Linked DNA regions of Mus musculus: regions 1 and 2 are each linked to region 3. The links are chromatin loops, found by intact Hi-C in ENCODE. Cell type or tissue: heart. All regions are shown on one strand.

What was found. Hi-C counts contacts between places; a loop is a spot of excess contacts. Peaks named below come from ENCODE experiments on the same cell type or tissue, not always from the same donor. Only the 100,000 strongest peaks of a DNase experiment are listed, where the experiment ranks them.
Region 1: a loop joins it to region 3, with 10 times the contacts of the local background. A loop is called at or near these places in 4 of 42 quality-filtered maps.
Region 2: a loop joins it to region 3, with 2.2 times the contacts of the local background. A loop is called at or near these places in 3 of 42 quality-filtered maps.

Annotation. Positions count from the first base shown.
Region 1 is chr12:52,286,768-52,291,767 of GRCm38, forward strand. The region is part of intron 8 of Nubpl (nucleotide binding protein-like); the gene reads left to right. Among named protein-coding and RNA genes, the nearest start is that of Gm40423, 72 kb to the right of the region's middle. In heart, no CTCF peak of the experiment used is centred here; a DNase peak (open chromatin) is centred at 2,004; H3K27ac peaks cover 445 bases.
Region 2 is chr12:52,876,710-52,881,709 of GRCm38, forward strand. It overlaps Akap6 (A kinase (PRKA) anchor protein 6), which reads left to right. Exons shown (of 14, transcript NM_198111.2): 3 at 3,930-4,181. Among named protein-coding and RNA genes, the nearest start is that of Gm51971, 80 kb to the left of the region's middle. In heart, no CTCF peak of the experiment used is centred here; DNase peaks (open chromatin) are centred at 472 and 2,732; H3K27ac peaks cover 2,129 bases.
Region 3 is chr12:52,387,697-52,392,696 of GRCm38, forward strand. No RefSeq gene overlaps it. Among named protein-coding and RNA genes, the nearest start is that of Gm40423, 29 kb to the left of the region's middle. In heart, a CTCF peak has its summit at 2,953; a DNase peak (open chromatin) is centred at 2,845.

The sequences.
Region 1 (5,000 bases), 100 kb before region 3:
GGCTCTCTCCATTTTAAGTCTTGATAGCCCAGGTTCTTCTAGGGAGTATTTTAGGATATTCTGTACATGACAAAATAACGTAAGAATGTAATAAAAATAGACATAGAATAATTAAGATCAGATGGAGCCCAGAGTAAAGTCAGCAAACAAATTGCATGCCATTAAGGAACTTAAATATGCTATGAATTTTCTAGCAGCCAAAGGAAAGCAGCATGATACCAATTAAGACCCTGTCCATGTGCACATGGTTAGAACAGGCTGCTTGCTCACGAGAAGCCCTGCCGAGGCCAGACACATATATACTTTCACTAGATTCCTATGAGGAGGAAACTATATTAAACACACTCCCCTCTTCTTTACTCTGAGGGAAAGGTTCTCCTTCTAGTGGCCTCAACAAAAGCCAAGGCATAGAACCAGAGGGCAGATAGAACATGAGCCCTGCAGTGCTTCTGTCTGTGCGCCTCTCCACGGACATCTTTAGAGCTAATAGAAATAGGGCTTTGAAAACTTTGGTTCAAGCCAAAAGGCTGGCTCAGTGGTAAAGCACTTGTTGTATAAGCCTAACAACCTGAGTTCAATCCTCAGAACCCATGTGAAGGTGAAAGGAGAACCGACTCACACATCTGACCTCTCATCTCCACATGTGCGTCATGCAGTGCACACCTGTGCTCACAAGTGCATATGCAATAATAATAAAGAACAAGTTTTAAAGTCTTAGGCACATGGATTAGCATCAGGGTTCTCATACTTCTCTATCCTGCTTTCCTTCCACCACAAACTGTATGATATTTTTGTTTGTTTGGTTATGGGAAGAACCCATAACTTTCCTCTAATTCTTCAAAGAGACCATGACACAGGATAATGTTCTGGGATGCTTTTAAGTGTTTGTCTCTGAGAGGAGCCTTGAAAGATGTAAAAGATTATATATAGTAGAGTCAAGGTGCCCCTACCCAGGAGTACCTCTCTTCCCATGCTAGCGGGAGTGGTGAGCCTAGTAAGGGACATGCCTGGCTGCTTTCTTTCCAGGACACTGGCTGCTTTCACTGGTAGACCTGAATGTGTGATTAGTGGGTTTAGAGCAGGCATTCTAGGCTCCACAATTTAGCTTGGAAAAAGGTTAAAGCAATGCTAATCACATGGCCACTACAGACAGAAAACCTCTATTGCATGTGTTTTGAACAATGTGACTTGAAATATGTCCTCCAGAATAAACTAGATGTAAGCACTGGCTGTGGAGATCACTGACCAGTGCATCATCTTACATGAGATTAAAATGTTAAGTGGCAAAGAGAGAGGCAGCCTTCTAGTGTAGTTGATGGCTCTGAGTTAACAAGTGGTCTATAATCCTTCCTGGAAAAAGTTAGTAAAATGACCACTGGTCTGTTAATACCACTGCAGGGCCTGGATACTAGTGCTCTGCCTGCAGGGATGTGAGTGCTGAACTTTGCCTATGCTGAGGTGAAGGCAGAGAGTCTACTGCACTCAACATCAGCAAATCCATGAAGGAAAGTGATTTACCAACAGGGAGCAGATTTTCTCTCCCATTTCACCTCAGAAACGATCCGTTTTATACTGCTAGATCATTTTAACTAACACTGTCGTTTGAGGTCATAGTGGCTATGGGCCGTACCCTTCGTGGACTCTTTACTCAAAGTCTAATGCTCACACTTGCAACAGTCAGCGTGTGTGCTCTTAGTTCAGATGTTTCTTTCCTCTGACATTCTTGATACTTCTTGAGATACAATTATTAAAAAAAAAAAATCTCATACTGATGTGTTAGATTTTTTTTTTCTGGTCTCCAAGCCAGAGAGTAGGCCATATAATTCTTAGAGAACATAACAGAGGAAAAGAGGCCAGTCACTAAGCCCAGCTGGGATATCGCTGGCTAGATGCCACATAAGGATAAAAGTTGAGGATGTTAACAAGGAAATGCCACAAGGAAGTGAGGGGTGGTGGCCTGCAAGGGCCCGGAGGACTGCATCCAGGCCTGGTGAAGAGAGGAAACAGCTGCTTGGGATCGCACAAGTCGTTTTAAGTTTGCAGGCTTAGGACAGTTCTGGGTCTTGATAAGGCCAGGATGTGGTCATGGGTGTGTTGGGACTAAATGGCATAGAAATGAAAATCACCAGAGTGTCTATTCTGAGGTTGTTTCTAAGATGGAGTTAATCCTCCCCGCTTTTCTGGCAACTTAGACATCTGCCTGCTGTATCTCTGTGACAGCGCTCTTTTTATGCCCTGATTTTAATCATTTGCCCTCTATACTGCAAAATCAGTTTAAAAACAAGTAGGATGTCTTAATCATCTCTTAAACCCAAAGGACGCATGCGTGTCTGGAGTAAAGCTCACCAGTGAACAAGAACGTCCAGTGCTGAGCTCTGTATGCAGTCTAACAACCATGGTGCTGCTCTGTAGAAAAGTGGGTCTCAGTTATCAGTGAGACGTGAATATGGTGACTTCTGAGCCTTCTGGCTCTTAAAAGCTCCAAGTGTAAGGCACAGCAAAGTGTTCAGTTAGAAAGTGCCCCGTAATGCAGAGGCAGTGCTGCGCAGTTTATCCCACTTCATTCCTGTTCCCCTGCTTTTCAGCCTTGTTCTGTTTTCCCCCTTTTGAAGTGCATTAGTTACCATGGAGACAGTGATGTCATTGGAATTCATTGGTATGGACAGAGTTTAGTGATGTCTGCAAGAACGTTTTGAAGTTAATTTAAATGATTTCTTAACTCAACGCATAGCTCGGGAAAGGAGGAAAGAGATGAGGGATTAAATTCTGGCCTCTGCCTGAAATGATAAAAAACTATGAAAAATCCTTGATTATAGCAGGATTTGTATATAGATTGCTCTTTTCAAAAGCATGTAAGAATGTTCAGCCTTGCCCACTTTTGGTAGTGAGTAATTTATGTATGGTATCCTTCTGACCCAGTTTTGTCACCTCCTCTCTGAGAGCGCCTTGTGTACCTTGCTGCTGTTTGACCGCCTGAGTGTTGGTCTCACGGGGATTGTCTTTGCAGGCCTTTCTTTGGAAGCCCATCCAGCTCCTGAAGAGTCCCGCACTGTGTGGTTACTCCCTCATGCCTCAGCCACGCAGGGGCTCACTTACCTCTAATTCAACAAACGGTCGTTAACTGATGTATTGCACGAGTACCTATGTGCTGATACTTAGTGCCCTTTATAATGAAGCACTGTGTTCCAGTTTACTTTCTCTTGCTGTGATGAACGCCACGACTAAGAGAAACCTGGGAGGAAATCAGCGTCCATCACTGAGGGAGGCCAAGGCAGGAATTCACAGCAGAAACCATGGAAGAATGATGCATACAAACTTGCTTTTCCTGCCTTGCTCAGCTACCTTTCCTGTGCAGCCCTGGCCTGCCTGCCCAAGAATGGCTTGGCTAGCAGTGGGCTAGATGTTCCTGTGTCAATTAGTAGTTAGTATTTACTCAGCTGAGCCTTCCTCTTCCTACTGACTCTAGCTTGTATCAAGTTGGCAAAAGCTACCCAGCACTAGAGTGAGACTTCCTCGGACCCACCAGTGATGTAAATAACGACACAGAGGCTTATTAATGTTTTTTAAGCTTAGGCCTTAGGTAGGCAGTCTTCTTACTACTCTATCCTAAATAATACTGGCCCACATCCCACTATGTGGCCAGGTGGACCTCTCTGCTCTGCTCCAGGCATCCACCCAATGTCTCTATCTCTGCCTGTCAGTTCTGCCTTCCACTTCCTGCCCAGCTATTGGCCGTCAGATTCTATTAAAGCCAATCAGATACAATTCTAGATTGCCTTAAGCAGGTGAAGAAGGAACAAATATTTACAAAATAGGAGAGTGAAGATGAGCCCTTAACTCTCTGCGGGTACAGGATTAGCAGTTGAATATCCAGACACACACCTTCACACAGTGAACCCCAGCACAGCGTGGACTGTATGCTTCTATGATAACCCCAGAAAGAAAAGCAGACCCGTTTTCTCTGACTACTTTTTGATTTGTTGATTAACTTTGTGATGTTGAAGGAGCCCTAAGATCTGAGAATAAGAAAACTTACTTCTTTGGGCCAGTGGGGCTGGTGTTATGGGAAAGCCATTTGCTTCTTTTCTGTAAGTTTGGACATGGTGAACTATTCCCTGATATGGTCACTTCCTGCCCAGGTAACCTGTGTTCACTCTTCAGATTTCAGCTCAGGAGTTACTTGCCCTGGGGAGGTTTTTTTTTTCCACTCTCCCAGCATGCCATGTAAAGTTAATGATACTTCCTGAGAACTCTGTACACATGTCCAGTTCACCTCTCACCCCACTACAGGCTTATCTTCGGTCTTCACACAAGAGTCTGAGTCCCTGAGTGGCAAGGGAACCTGCCTTGAACATCCTCCCCGACTCAGCCACCCGGCCCCCAGTCACACTGTCACTATGACCCAGAGCATAGCCTGCTCTACCCTTTTCCTTATCTTAGCCATTTTGCTCTTCCTCCACTTCTCAGCATTCTTCCATCCCATGCGTCCTCAGGACCTTCAGCTGCTTTGACACCCAAGCACATTTTACCCTCACTTTCCACTTAAATCTTTTCATCCTTAGGTATCCAGACTAAATAAGCAGACCTTTCTCTTGGGGACTCGGCCTAGTGCTGTTTACTACGAGAGCTCCTTCTGTTTGTGGTTTCAGTATGCTCTTTCCCCTTTCACATTTCCATTTCTACATTGTAAGCTCTAAACATGTAGCTGCTCACTAAATGTATACTAGATGAATGATCTGGGTTTGATCTTTCATATTACATTTGGACTTTTCTTATGAGGGGAACCCATAAAAAGATAACCAAGAAGGAGGTACAGTTAGAATGGAGCTTTAAAGTGTTTTAATGTGCTGGAGATGATGGGACAGGCTCCAAGTATACACGGAGATAGTAAGGAAACCTGAACGGTCAGACACTTGAATGTGATGATGCACTGTTGGTCATGAATCAGTACAGTAAGATAGAACCAAAGGTTTTACACAGCATTAGCCTAAATTCTAGTC
Region 2 (5,000 bases), 490 kb after region 3:
CATGCACACACACAGACAAATGCACACATACACACACACACACACACTTGCATGTGCAAACACATACACATAGCTTTTTATTCTACAGTTTGTGTGCTCATATGGTTTTGGTCAGGTTAAGCAACTGGTGGTAAAATAAAAGGCATGAAATAACTTATAGATTCTAGAAAGTTGCATCTTACTATGCATTATTTAGTTTTAGAATTTTAAATAAGGGTTTCATGTGCACATTGCCAGAATATTGATCAGGGGAGGTGATTTCTTTTCCCTTCAGAGCTCGTCTGCTTCTTTGGGAACTGTACCAACTCCCTTTCCTTTTCTAGACAGGCAGGAGGATGGCTGACTGGCACCAGCAATACTTGGTGCCCCTTTAAGAATTGTTTCTCCTAGATAGTTGCCTGGGAATCTTGACCCATCGCCTGGCTGACTACATTCCTACATTCACTATGAAGGAGTCAAGTCATGTGTCAGAGGAATGGGTGGCATGGATTTTGGCATGTGGTGCCATAGCTATATATAACCTATTGTGCTGGGTGCTGCGGATGGGTGAGAAATTCCTTCTAGTCTATTCTGAGCAAGTGGCACAAGGGTTATTCCAGCTATTGCTGATTGAGTCTGTAGGTTCCTTTTATTTCTATTCGATACTATTTGCAAATAACCAAACACTGTGGGAAAGTCAGGAGACTGTTCTCTGGCCAGCACATTAAAAGGGGAGCTAGAAGTTTAAAAACTTCTTATTCTGGAGCAAGAGTGGGGTTTGGACTTTTCTAAAAGTGAGTTATGAGTTACGAAGTGTGATACGTGTGCTGACATTAGTGCTCTCATGAAGGGAGGAGGGTTGCGGAAGCCAGGATGCCCTCTTCTTTTCTTACCTAATTTGGACTTGGTCAGATCTGTCACAGGACTGGTGCATTATTGGTGCACTGTATCAGAAACTATAGACAGACATGTCTGTGTGTCTCTGTCAGAATTCACTCAGTAATAGCAAATTGGCTACACCATTTCATTGGCTGAAATTTGCCAAGTAGTCCTCGTTTTTTTGGATAGCTGGCCATTGGCAAGCATAGGCTCTTTTGTCACAATCTTAATTACAGATACTCACTTTTAGATCACATGGTTTATGTGACATAGTATAAACCCAAGTGTAGTTGCAAAATGCCTACAAAGAGCTTGCAGAAGCTGCAACAGAGTTCAAGTCCTCCGGAGGAGGAAGGCAGAGGAAGAAAGTAGGAGGAGTCATGAAAAGAGTCACTGTGCAGGCAGATGTGGGGCAACCACAAAGGCAAGCCAGCATTGCAGCGTTAAGCCAGGCCTCTGGATCAAGTCAAGGTGTGGTACAGGCTGCCAGACAAGACAAGATGAAGTACATGCATCCCACAGAGGTGCTGCCATGAAACCAAAAAAACAGATGGGCTGATGGTGGCCCTTTGAGTTGGTCATCAGCAGTAGGGAAGGAGCTAAACTGAAGCCCTGGGTGCTCAGGAGGCTGTCGGCCCTTTCGTGCTCACAGTGAGGAGTCAGAAAACAGGTCAGTGGAGACCAAAGCCACAGCAGTGTTAGGAGCTCCTCTGTAGGGGCTACAGAGAAAGGTGGTGTAATCTTCGTTAGTCTGTTTTGTTTGATATGATTTTAATACACCTACGTACTGTTATGATCCCAGTATACATTGCTAAAGTTTATAGTTGGTATCTTCTTGCTTTTAGGAGTTGGCCTGTGCTTTGTGGGACACGCTGGATGGGCGGCATGGTGTTCATGTGCACAAGGTGCAGAGTCATCCTGCGTTTTCACTCAGAACAGAGCCAAATGTTGATTGCACATTGGAGTCACCTAGGGCAAAGCACAGTCTAAAAGTGCTATTTTACATAGTTTTGGAGTAATAGAGCGGGATATCAGCATGATGGGTGTTCTTTCAATGATTATAATGGTATTGTAATGAAACCAAAATCCTTTGGCATGTGTCTTAGTCAGGATTTGTATTCCTGCACAAAACATCATGACCAAGAAGCAAGTTGGGGAGAAAAGGGTTTATTCAGCTTCCACTTCCACATTGCTGCTCATCACCAAAGGAAGTCAGGACTGGAACTCACACAGGGCAGGAACCTGAAGCAGAGGCCAGGGAAGATGTTACTTACTGGATTGCTTCCCCTGGCTTGCTCAGCTTGCTTTCTTATAGAAGTCAGGACTACCAGCCCAGGGATGGCACCACCCACCATGGGCCTTCCTACCTTTGATGACTAATTGAGAAAATGCCTTACAGCTGGATCTCATGGAGGTATTTCCTCAAGGAAGGCTCTTTTCTCTGTGATAACTCTAGCTGTGTCAAGTTGACACACTAAATCAGCCAGTACAGTATGTCAACACGGTTGCTTGTCTGGATTAGAGATCCCCTCAGCAGGTGATAACGGGACAGTAGGCAAGTGTTCATTGGCACCCATTTAACTTTACATAGATAATCAACAGTACTTGAGATGACAATGGTGGGACATTGATAAGACAATAATTGTATTGTCTAGACTGGTAACAAAGTCATTTTCTCTTCTAGATATTTGAAGTGTTCTGCATCTGTAGGCTCAAGGAGACAGAGAGAGGCTAATATATAAAAACCAGGAGTATGAGAGTTTGGGAACACTGTCAAGAGAGGGGCTGGAATGTTAGCCACAGATGCTGGGCTAGGAGAGAAGTGGAGGAGGGGCCAGAGCTTGGGGGTGTGGAAGAATATCTGAAATGGGAATAAAAAAATCTGGAAAAAGAGGAGGCGGTGGCCTGAGAGACCTACTGATGTTGCACAGATGGCGTGATGACAGGGTTGAGAACAGAGCCGTGGCAGAGAGACGCGTCAAAGGAATAGGCTGGAGGCCTAGATGTTACAAAATAAAGGGAGTCTGAGGTGCGTCAGCATGGACGTGAGCATGACTTAAGATGGGGGTATGTTTGGTATGGAGTGGGGAAAACATGAACCAGACACATCTGTCAGTGTACCGTGGCTTAAGTTCTTTTGAAAAATTCAACTGGAATTCAACACATACATGAAATCAGAAGGTTATCTTCGTGGCGTAGAAAGCTATGACACTGATAGCAGTGCTCAGAACTCAAATGTTTCTCTGAAAGCTTTCCCTTAATTAGGCTCCCCAATTTTAATAATCAGTGATAGAACAAAGCCTGACGGACAGAACACTTGTATGACACATATCTACTATTTTGATTAACAACTTCTTAAACGATCATTCATGGGCTTCATGTGTCTGTCCTGACAGCCACGGACACCGAGAACTTGTGAATCAACTGTCACATCAGATATAGAATCTGCGCTCCTAATGTGTGAGGGTGACTGACATTTTGAGTTAGTGATTTTCTTTTTTTTTTTTTTTTAAAGATTTTTGGTTCTTTTTTCGCCTTTGCATCTCAGAAGTAATTCTGCTTGACATCGAGGGTTGGAAATTTAGATTCTCACTGTGATTTTGAGTATTAAATAGTGTCGATTGGAGAGTGACCATTGCCCCTTACTCTGACAGTTCCATAGCTCATTTAGAATGGCCGGGGATTCCTGTGAAATACATTCTAGCCTTTCTCAGTCCTAGACTAATGTGTCTATGCTGAAATGTGTGCTCAGTATAGCTTACCGCTGTCAGATAGAGCAGCCGGTCCTTCTCTAGAACCCAAACGAATGAAAAACAAGAGTCAGAATGGACCCCTCAGCTGAGCCTTTAGTTAGAATACCTCAAGGAAGAGGAACATTTTTGTGTGTGTAAACGGGCCAGTATTCAGGACTATGGCTGCAACGCTGTAATAGAACAAACGAGGCCAGATGTCTAAAACGTGCTGTGGCTGCCCTTGTGCTTGGCGAGTGACCTTTCGTAACCCTTCCTCCCCAGCATAAAGCTAAGGTGCCCCGACATGTGTTCTCACACACTTGCTTTCCTTCGCTGCAGGATATTTGCGAGGATATTTCCGACCACGTGGAGCAGATCCATGCCCTCCTTGAGACGGAGTTCTCCCTGAAGCTGCTGTCCTACTCGGTCAATGTCATCGTAGACATCCACGCAGTGCAGCTGCTCTGGCACCAGCTCCGCGTATCCGTGCTGGTCCTCCGGGAGCGCATCCTACAAGGTCTGCAGGACGCCAATGGCAACTACACCAGGCAGACTGACATTCTGCAAGCATTCTCTGAAGAAACAACAGAGGTGAGTGGCCTTTGGCAGCAAGTCATGCTTTGTCAGGTGTTTCCATTCAAAGATGGAAACTAAAATTTCAGTTTAGAGATGAGAGGGTGAGGTTTGTGTAGGGAAGTAAGCAGGTCTTTATCTAGGATCTCGGCGGAGTGAGTAAAAGCTAAACGCTTGTTGTATGAAGCAGGCTTTTGACATAAGTTTGTATAGATGTCATCCATGGATGTTAGCACTTCCTGATTTCGTGTCTCTTCCTCAATCATTTAAAACACAGTTGTTTAATACTATGTTCAGGTACTAGGAATATGATCAAACCCGCATTTCTATAGGGTGGAGGGCAGAAAGACGGCTTGCTCAGCAATTAAGAGCACTGAGTGCTCTTCCAGAGGGAGGTTAAATTTCCAACCCTCTCATGGGAGCTGACGACTACCTGGAACCCCAGTGCCTGGACCCCTCTTCTGGCCCCAGTGGGTACCAGCTAAGCATGTAGTGTGCAGACATCCACACAGGCAAAACACTCATACACATAAATTACCCACTACCTTTGAAAACCCATCATTTCATTGTGAGGAGATTTAAATCTAGTAGGGGATAGAAAGAAATGAAGAGATGCTAAGGCCAAACTCTGATAAGTCTTCAAAATGTAGTAGGATGTCAGGAAAAGAAACCATGGGCTGATAATATGGTATTTGTCTTCTTGGTTCTATAGCTCTTTATACTTAGTTCAATTCTTTGTTATTACTTTTTTTGGGAACTCATGTTCTTCAAATTTATAAAGCTCTTGTATGTGTGAGATTAAGAAGCTTCTAAACAAGTGTTGAAGAATTCATTAAT
Region 3 (5,000 bases):
GATTCAGATCTGTGACTGAAGAACTTCTCATAACAAGCTTTGAGTGAGTTACCAAGGAATAAATATCTGCTGGTCTGAATTTCAGAAGTAAATTCTGGAAGCACAGGCTAGGGACCCTTGTGTTAGTCCCAGCAAACTTACAGAAAGGACCATCAAATGCATAGCTCACTAAATTGTAGTAGGGCGTATACAGTAACATGGGTTGGCTAAAGAGATCATCACAAATTAGGTTAATTTCTTTTTTTTTTTCTATTGAACTATTAAACCCAAATTTCAGGAGAATACTTCAGGCTTTAGGAAGATGTTCAGTTCAGCAGATTCTTTAATGATATTTCCATAGGCCAGTTGGGGAAATGTGTTTTGAATTATGGAATTATTAAATAGATTTGTTTGCTTGACTGATAGAGAGATTAGCACATGCTGAAGTAGGAAGTTGGAAGACTTGCCCATTGCTTTTCAGCTCTCTGTTGAGGATGATGGAGATACAGGGATGAGTAGGAGAGAGCTCCTGCCTTCAAAAACTTAGCAAGAAAGTGACTTACAGTCAGGTAGCTGTGGTTTTAATAGAGGAGCCTACACTGCGGCTAAGAATGTAGGATGAGGGTTCGGGGCTTAAGAGCATGTGTTGCTCTTGCAGAAGATCCGAGTTCCAAGCATCTTGTTTAGGAGACTCCCAACCACCTCTAACTCCAGCTCCAGGGCATCAAACACCCTCTTCTGTTTGCCATGAGCGCCTGCATGGATGTGGTCCTCTTATGTGCATGCAGGCAAAACACTCATACACATAAAGTAAAATAAACCTTTTTATTCTCTTAAAGAATGTGGGACAGCAGAAGGGGAAGCACTGGGGTCAAGGGCAGGAATGAGAACTTCATGGCAATTAGCTACCACCAGCTGTTATCGACGCTCACCAAGTATGGAGGAGAATTTCTAATAGCAGTAAGATCACTCCGGAGAAACATCACTGGAGAAGATAGACCTCATTTCCCTCAAATCCTGAGGTTCTGTGTTCGGTCATGGTTGAATCTCAATGGCTGGTTGGTCTCAGCATGACCGTATCTTCTTGGACCTTTATGAATACAACTCAACGGCCAAACTGTGGTGGAGCTGAATGACCGAAGTGGGCAACACAGAAGATCTTAACTGGAAATCACAACCAGGATCGAAGGAAAGAGCACAAGGACATTGTAACGCAGATTCCTGGGACCTTTACACTTTAGAGAAATCACACATGAACTGGACATGGGGTGGCACATGCAGGTAGATCCAACAGATTGGAGGCTGAGGCAGGAGGATTTTAAGTTCAAGGTTAGTCTGGACAACATAGAGACCCTGTCTCAAAAAGAAAATAAGCAAGATAAAGGATTGAGAAATTAAGGAAGCCCCGTGGTTTAACAAATGTTAGCAGGTAGAGAGCCTCTGTTCAGAGGGTTTCGTTTCATGTCTGAGCTGTGCTTAGAACCCCCATCCCCTCCTCACAAGTCTTCTCCAAGACACTGAAAAGACTGACTCTGTTTTTCTAAAGAGCGATGGGAGTTATTTATTAATGTTTATAAGAAAGGTTGCTGTAATGAGCCTCAGGGTTTGAAACCAACCTGTGTGAGGGTACATCTTAAGTCGGGATAGCCCAATAATGTCTATCATGTTTCCTGTACAGAGCAGGGATTAAGATGAAATATTCAGCCATTGAGTCCTTTAAGTGCCTGGAAGCCATTCACACTGGACCAGGAGAAATCTATTAGACAGACACATCTTATTCCTCCACTGCAGAGCTTGCGGCTCACTGTGTTCAGCGGTGACAACAGAGTTCTGTTGGGTCTATCACCCGCAAGTGTCCTGGCCTAAATCCTGCCTGGGAATCTCTCCTCTACCCCCAAAGTCGCTGCAACAAGATCACTACACACCCTCAGAATTCTTTCTGACTGCATCTCCCTAGAGACTCACCCTTTCTCAGACTGGCACCCTCCTTTGAGGACAAAAACTGGGCATGTGGTGTGAGCAAAGTCCTTTTCATTAGGCCAGCTCCTAATTACGCACAGCCTTCCCCAGTGTTTCCAGCGTCAAAGCCCAGCAAGCACAATTAACTCATGTTGCAGGGCTGTGGATAATGCTGGTCATTTAGTGTGGCTGAATATCACAGCCAGGGCCTTCCTGTCTCTAAACCCGTCAATAGTCAGAGAGGCCCTGAGTGTGCCTTTGCCATCCCCATGAAGGACAAAGGAGAGTCTGAGATCTGTACTCCGAAAACTTTAATGTCAGATGCTAACCGGTGACCACTCACAGTGCTCAGGAGGCTCCCTGTTCCCTGGTCTCCATGTGACTACAAAAGTCTCTAGTGACAAACCATTCTCTCTCCTCCTATAGGAACAGACTCCACGCTTCAATTCCTTCAGAAGCTTACAAGCATTTGTTGCATTTAACCATCCATTTTTGCACTCTGGCAGTTCATGTTTTATTTGTAAAAACCAGTTGTGTTCTTTAAATTTTAATGAAACAATATTAAATAAATAACCCAGAAGCAGCATAATAAAACGGCAGCACATCCAAGCTGTGACTCTTAGTTCAGGAAAATGAGTGTCCTATAAATCCTGCCTTCTTTCTATTTGGGGAATGGACTGCCCAGATTATTGCACGTGTGAAGACCCAGCTGGGCTGGGCCTCAGTCCTTTGGCTCTCAGTAATAGGAAGGGGGTGGGTACAGATTTGTATAGAGACAGCCTCTTCATTCTAGTCATAATAGCTTGGCAGTCAGATTGTTCCCACATTTTGGCTGAAAAGGAAGTGCTATGAATAGCAATGGTGTACAAGGACCCAGTGGCCCGGAGGAGTGTGCAGTAAGGGAGCACCGAGTCCCTTCCTCTCCCCTCCCTCTTCCTCCCCACCCTCCACTTGTAAGTAACACAACCCCAAACATCTCAGGCGGTTCAGCATGAACTCTACAGAGATCTTACAGAAGATGGCTCTCCAGGCTTTCACTATGGTCCCATCTAGCAAGCAAACAGGTCTTCCTGGAGTACACTTGGCTAATTCACCTTACTCCGTCTCCATTCCATACTCATGCTTGTGGGTCTAGCTGACTCACTTTCCCTTATGACTTCTATTTAAGGAAGATATGACCTTAAGTCACTTATATGGATAAATAGGTATATCTAGGTAATAGTGTGCACAGACAATTCCATTACCATTTAATAACTATTTACAGCGTAAAAGTAAGTCTTAAGTAGATGGGAGAAAAATTAAATTAAAATGTCTACCAAATGATCAAGCCATGCTAAAACTCTTCTAGCTATTTTAAGACACTCTTTTCTTATTTTAAGAAATACTAATTCAGAGAAACCTTCCATTATGCCCCAACTATGTTAGGTGCCTTCATTATGGTCTCTCCTAGCATGCTATCTGTCCCCTAGCGTGGTACCCTCGGGCCATCCTGGACTGGAACTGCTTGTTAAACTGTCTATCTCGCATCCACCAATGTAAGGGCTTCCTCTGACTGTCGTTTTCAGATTCTGATCACTGGCGCAGACCACGGCACATAGCTGACAGTCAATAGGCATTTGTTGTATAGTTGGATGACACTTCAGGCTCACCCTTGACTTAGAAAATCAACAAGTATGAATTATCACCCTTCCCTGTCTCTGTGCTATTATTCTCTGTCCTGATTCTCTGGAGGCCATGCAAAGGGGAACCCCGGTCTCTGATTCCTTGCATGTCAATCAGGTAAAGGAAACTATCAGAAACTCATTAAGTGCCACATTCAGCCAGAGAAGAGATCCTGGAAGCCTGAGAGGACTGAGGAGGCCAAGGGTGTACCTGAAGAAGAAGCTGAGGAGGCAGAGTAGGAGGGCTTTGCAGGGACAAGGACTAAGAAGTGAAGCCAGAGATGAGTCCAGAATGAGGACGGGGAGGAGAAGGAGGAGGAGGAGGAGGAGGAGGAGGAGGAGGAGGAGGAGGAGGAGGAGGAGCAGGAGGAGGAGGAGGAGGAGGAGGAGGAGGAGGAGGAGGAAGGAATTATAGGTGGAGAATACAAGAACTCTTACCCCAGCCCCCATGAGTGTGAGAAGTTAGGCTGGGTTTTCTGGAAGATTTTGGAAGCCAGACAAAGATGTCTGAGCTTCAGATACTACCTAGGAGGACATCCGTATAGAGCTTTGAATAGGAGAGTTTAATGTTGATTTGAAGGCAGTTTAGGAAGAGGGAAGACTGGAAAGAAGGTGGCTGTCCTGAGAATGGCACATTGTAGCCATTGTAAGTGTCCCAGCGTGAGAGGCTAAGGGGTGAATGAATGAAGGGAAAGGGTATAGCTGGAAGATATTTTGAAGAAGTGTCAGGCTAGTCTCGGCTAGAGGTCCATTTTAAAAGTGCGAGCTGCAAGTTCCAGGGAACCTGTGGCTACAGTGGGGGTGGCAGGTGAGGCAGAACCCTTCATGATATAGGTCTTCCTGATGTGGGGCTGGAGGAATGGCTTAGCGGTCACTAAGAGGAGCACTGTCTGTTCTTCCAGAGGTCCACATGGGTGGCTCACAACCGCCTATAGTATGATCGGATGCCTTCTTCTGGCATGCAGGTGTACACACAGAGTGAGCTCTCTTATACATAAAATACATAAATCTTTGTTTTGTTTTTGTTTTTTTTAAAGATCTTTCTGCTGTTCTGATTCTCTTGTCTTCCCTAGGGCTGTCTTCCTCTGGACTTTCTGCTTAGTCCCCCAAGCGGCTGCTTCTCCAGTACACGAGCCACCTGCTTACTTTGGTAAAAGCGTTAGGTTCCAGGTAGGCAGCAGTTACAGTTTGGATTGAGATATCCTTCAAGCTCCGATCTCCAAGGCCTGCCTCCTAGACGATGGATTGGTCCACTGATTGGTTCATAGCTGCATGGGCTATTAGGGATTAGACCTAGTTGAAGGGAATAGGTCACTGTGAGTACAGGACACTTTCAAGGTTATTTCTTGTCTCTGAGACCGCTCTGCCCTCTCTGCTTCCTTGCCACTGTGAGATGAGGAA